2 separate regions of the Homo sapiens genome follow, and region 2 is linked to region 1. A link is an interaction called in ENCODE POLR2A ChIA-PET data of the cell type or tissue named here. Cell type or tissue: GM12878. All regions are shown on one strand. Region 1 overlaps TOX2 (TOX high mobility group box family member 2). Region 2 overlaps MYBL2 (MYB proto-oncogene like 2).

Region 1 (2,500 bases):
CATGCCATTGCACTCCAGCCTGGGCAACAAGAGTGAAACTCCATCCCAAAAAAAAAAAAAAAAAAAAAAAAAGAAGCAGAGTGGATCGTGAACCTGAATCCGTCTAGCTCTGAAGTCATGGTCTTTATTCTGCACCACATATTCTTGCATGCACAGGGGTCTTTAGCTTCCTTTTGGAGACCCTTTCATGTGTTCCTCATTGAGACTCAGACCATCAACCTGAGAAGCCTTGGCATGGCGTCTTGTCATTCCCACTGGTAGAGACAGGCAGACCTACCCACAGAGGTGAGTGCCCACCTTGTCCCAGCTCAAGGCAATGTCATAGGCCAGCAGGCTCAAACTCAGGGTCTGAACTTTCCTGATCCCAGCTGCTTCCCAGCCCCCAAGAGGCTTTGTTGTTTTCAACTTGATGTTGAGTAGACCAGACACATGTTCTTTGGCTGTGAGTATTATCAGCGCAAATGCTCTTATATTAGCTCCTGTATTGGTTGTGTATTGCTTCACAGTAAGCCACCAGAATTAATGGCTTAAAACAATAACCATTTCATTAAGCTCATGATTCCATGGGTTGGCTGCAAGGCTTCCTGGCTAGGCTGGTTGTCTCTACAGGCTCTCCCTCCCTGCATCATGGTCAGTTGGCCAGTGGCCTGGGAGCTGGGTGATCTAGGACAGCCTCCCTCGTGCAGCTGGCAGTTTGCATGCTGCTGGCTGGGGGCTGGCTGGTTGTTGGCTCAGCTCCCCACATGACCTCCTGTCCTCCAGCAGGCTAGCTCGGGCATGTGCACCTGGGGCTCCCAGGCTCCCTGGTGCATCAAGAGAGAGCAAACCCCAGTGTCCTGGTGCTTTTCAAGCCTCTGCTTGTGTCACCTTTGTTGTTGTCCCATTTGTCAAATACAAGCATATGGCCAAGCCCATATTCAAAGCATAAAGAGAGAGATGATGAGAGGAGTGGCAGCCTCACGGTGCCAAGGGCATGCATGCAGGACAGGAGGCTATGATTAGGATTAGTGGTCATCTTTGTAATCTACACAGCTGCCCCCACTCTTCAGACAGCAGACATTCATCGAGTCCCTGCTGTGTGCCAGGCACTGTGGCAGGGAACAAGACAGGCCTTGTGCTGTGGGCATGTGGCCTCTAGTCTAGCCAGTGAATAATCACATGATGAAACATAACTAAAGCAGAACAGGTGTGATGAAGGAGAGCCACACAGGGCCGGGAGACCAGGCAACAGAGAGCTCTGGGGGGACTGTGGGAAGACTAGGAGTTGCTAGATGATGGGCACGGGGGAAGCATTCCAGGCAGGGAAGAGCACGCGCGAAGGTCCTGTGGAAGGAGGGGCCTGGCACACTTGACCACTCCAAGAAAGTGCCAGTTTCTTTTAAGTGTCGGCAACCTTGGGCTGGGAAAGGAACTTCTGGTTCGCAAAGGTCCCCTGAGCATTTCCGTGCGATGCAGTCTCAGGAGGGAGGTGGCTGATAACCTTCCCACGGGCAGCTCCTGGGTTTTGTGGGCTGGGAGAGGAGACCCAGGAGGGATTTGAGCATTGGGAAGGGTGTTGTGGGCACAGAGTTCAGTTTGAGGAAGGGGGAGGAGGAAGCAAGGAAGGGGTCAGTTGCAGAGGATTTGGGAGGGACTGGTGTGTGAGGGAAGTGAGGGGTTTTGGACTCAGTCCTGCTGGCTGGTGGTCTTTGAACCATGGACTGAGAATGAGGTGATCAGATGCTGGGGAGGCCCGTAGGGAGGGTGCACAGAGGAATGACTTGGGGACCCTCCCCAGCCACACCCCAGGTCTCCAACCCTAAGCCAGCCTCTACGTCCATGTGCAGGGCTGGGAGGGCCATCCTGGGGGCGACCGCAGCATCGAGTCCCCATGCGGATCTGCCTGCCCAGTCCCATAAGCAGCCTTTGATGTCCCTGGAGCCTTCAACAGCTTCTCTGAAGGCAGATCAGGGGCTGTGGTTTTGGAAAAGGCCTAGCATCACTGGGTGCCAGAATCATGATCATAAATGAACCAGCACAGATTGGAAAAATGGGAGGAGTCTGGAGTGTGGGTTCCAGCTTCTTGCCAATGTCTCCATGAAACCGTGCAAGTAGCTGCCCAGTCCTGAGCCTCCGTTTTCTCACCTGGAAATAGGGCCAGCTCCCATCCTCCCTGGGTCAAGTGAAGAGGAAGCTTTGAGGGCTGTTAACCTCAGCACCTTCAGTCTAATGCTTGTGGACAATGCGGGCACCCCAGTGACTGCACGGTGGAGTGAAGCAAACTCTCCTCTTACCAGGACCCATGTCAGTGGAACTTTCTTCCCCAGAATAAATAGAAACCATGGCAACCGGGATATGTCATGTGGACTGGCAGCCTGTCCCAGTGATGGCCAGGAGAAGGGCCTGGCACAGATGCGGGCCCCACTCACAACTCCACCCGCTGTGGGATGACCCACCGGGACCCCTTAGTCCTCCCCTCCTGCCTGAGGTAGGACTGAGAAGTTCAGTCCTGACCTTGGGT
Region 2 (2,500 bases), 250 kb before region 1:
TGTCCCTATAGCTTAGTTTACATTTTCTAGAACTTCATGTGCATGGAATCATACGGCATGTACCCTCCTGTGTCTGGCTTCTTTCACACATCATAGTGACACTGAGATTCATGTTATCGCGTGAATTGGTAGTTCATTTCGGGAGGCTATTTTGATAGATACTAGCCTGTCTTCTAACTACTCTTGTTTTTGCCCAGACCTCCAGCTTCTAGTGCTGAATCACTGTCAGCTCTGGCCTGAGTTCAGTAATGACCTCCTTATGTCCGCTCGGCTCCCTTCCAGCCCCTTTCCCACCCTGTAGCAGGCAAAGAGAACTTTACAAAGTTCTCTTCATAGAACGTTTGACTGTGACCACCCACTCTTCAAACACATCAGTGGTTTTGCATGATAGATGGTTGAACTGATGCTGCGAATGGTCTGGCCCCTATGGTTCCCTCCAAAATCATCTTGGATCTGTTTTGCTTCCTCCATTTTAGCTATTCTGCATTTCCTTGGAACCTGTCCCTTAGTGTCCCTGAGTAGGCAGTCACCACGTACCTCTCCATATCTCCCAGCAGGGGGTGGCTTTACTTTTGTTCCTGTGAGCCTTCCATTGGCAGCTGGCTCCCTCCCATGAGATCAGGGGCAGCTCTTTTGCTGCCTGCTGCTGCAGCTGTAGTGCCTGGCACCTTGTACGTATTCACTTCATGACGGAATGGATGAACGAGGCTGTTCTTTTAGATTGGGCTCTGTCACGGGCAGCCCTGAGGTTTTCTGCACGTATGTGTGCTGAGCCCCTGTCTTTCTGGTGTTGGCAGGACGAGCAGCTGAGGGCCCTGGTGAGGCAGTTTGGACAGCAGGACTGGAAGTTCCTGGCCAGCCACTTCCCTGTGAGTACAGTCCTGCTGTGGCCCTCCCTCGGGGCAAGGGCTCTGGGAGAACAGTGTGCCTGGGACAGACTTTGCCAAGGAGGGGAAAAGGGAGTTCCTTACTCAGCCCCTGAAAACAAAACCAAATAAAACAGGGCAAATGGACCTTTGTAGGATCTCTCTTCCCAAGCTGGCATTCAGGGTACACTGCTGTAAACATCTTCCAGCTCCTCAGCATGCCTGGTGGTCTTCAGGCTCTGAGACATTTGCAGCATGTGGTGCATATTTGCATTTCTTCCTGTAAGTCAGGAGTGAACAGGTGTTCGGTTTCTCAACAGTGAGACTGAAACTGAGGGGAAGTGATGCTTTCAGCAGGCTTCATGGTGAGGCCCCTGCAGGGCTGGCAGGTGCTACCACATTCGAGTATTTAGAGCCTCCTGATGGTGAGGGGGTTCCCCTCAGGACCTCCTTCTCAGGCCCTCCCACCCCTGACCCACAGGTGTCTGGGAGGGAGGGGGTGTGGCAGGAGCTGCCATATGTCTTACTGCCTGGGCTGCTCAGAAAGCATGTCACCAGATCCTTTCCTGCCCCATTTCCTCATCTCCCCCTCTTCTGTGTAATCTGAACTCTTCAGGGAATAAAAATGCTCTCCTAGAAAAAAGCAGGGGTCCCTGACGTACAAGGAATTAAAGACTTGTGATGGTGGCCCCTTGTGTTCGGTTGGTAGGGAGCGGCTTCCCACAGGGGACCGAGTTTGCCCTCTCGTGTAGCAAAGGGAAACCGCCCATGTTCCGGCATGTGGGCTTGCAGTGAGTGGTGGCTGCATGGAACAGGACACACCTACCCAAGGTGTGCCTAGTCCCAGGCCATAGGCCCCTGAGCCTAGTACTTAACCAGGCCCCCAGCCCGAGGTCCCAGAAGTTCTCACAGATTGGTTTGTTCTTCTGTTCTTTTCCCAGAACCGCACTGACCAGCAATGCCAGTACAGGTGGCTGAGAGTTTTGAATCCAGACCTTGTCAAGGGGCCATGGACCAAAGAGGAAGACCAAAAAGTAACTGCTGGGACAGTGCCTTGCACACAGTGGGTCTTCACCCACCAGTGTACCTGGGGACTGTGAGATTGCCTTGTGTTGGGGTTGGGGGTGTCAAGCTGAGCATTGGGTGTGAGTTGTCTACCAGCCAGTCTGGACACTCTTATGCTGCCCTGGCTCCAGCCCTGAGATTCCAAGTTTCAGAGTGTCTCCAGGCTTCCTCACTCATGGTCTGAGGGCTATTGGGCTGATTACTCGGCTTCTCTTGTTCCACCCATGGAGGGGAGCAGTAGCAGTGCAGCGTTGTCATGAGAATTAAGCAGGTGATGCTTGTAGGGGGCTTGCAGGTTCTGTACATTTGCTCTCAGCAAATGGCAGCTGCTGCTATCCCTGATTTAATGATGATTGCACCCTGTGACCTTCACAGGGCACAGATGCCTTCTTTTGATCGCCACAGCAGTCCTGTGAGGTGGGCAGAAGTTGTTAGTCCCATTTTATAGATGGAGAGAGCAAGGCTCAGAGAGGTTGGGGATGTCCCCAACCTAGAAGAGGCAATAAGTGCCATGACTGCCTGGGGCTACCTTGGGAGTTCCCTCATCTCTTCTCCTCGATACCAGCCCA

What was found. ChIA-PET counts read pairs that join two places held together with the same protein. Peaks named below come from ENCODE experiments on the same cell type or tissue, not always from the same donor. Only the 100,000 strongest peaks of a DNase experiment are listed, where the experiment ranks them.
Region 2: POLR2A ChIA-PET joins it to region 1 with 6 read pairs; 2 of 35 experiments call an interaction of 5 or more read pairs at or near these places.

Annotation. Positions count from the first base shown.
Region 1 is chr20:43,935,881-43,938,380 of GRCh38, forward strand. The region is part of intron 1 of TOX2 (TOX high mobility group box family member 2); the gene reads left to right. Among named protein-coding and RNA genes, the nearest start is that of TOX2, 22 kb to the left of the region's middle. RefSeq lists enhancers at 204-704, 705-1,205. In GM12878, no CTCF peak of the experiment used is centred here; no DNase peak of the experiment used is centred here.
Region 2 is chr20:43,680,987-43,683,486 of GRCh38, forward strand. MYBL2 (MYB proto-oncogene like 2) reads left to right here. Exons shown (of 14, transcript NM_002466.4): 3 at 798-869; 4 at 1,808-1,900. Among named protein-coding and RNA genes, the nearest start is that of MYBL2, 15 kb to the left of the region's middle. In GM12878, a CTCF peak has its summit at 553 (motif pointing right); DNase peaks (open chromatin) are centred at 154, 515 and 1,215; H3K4me3 peaks cover 1,871 bases; H3K27ac peaks cover 2,500 bases.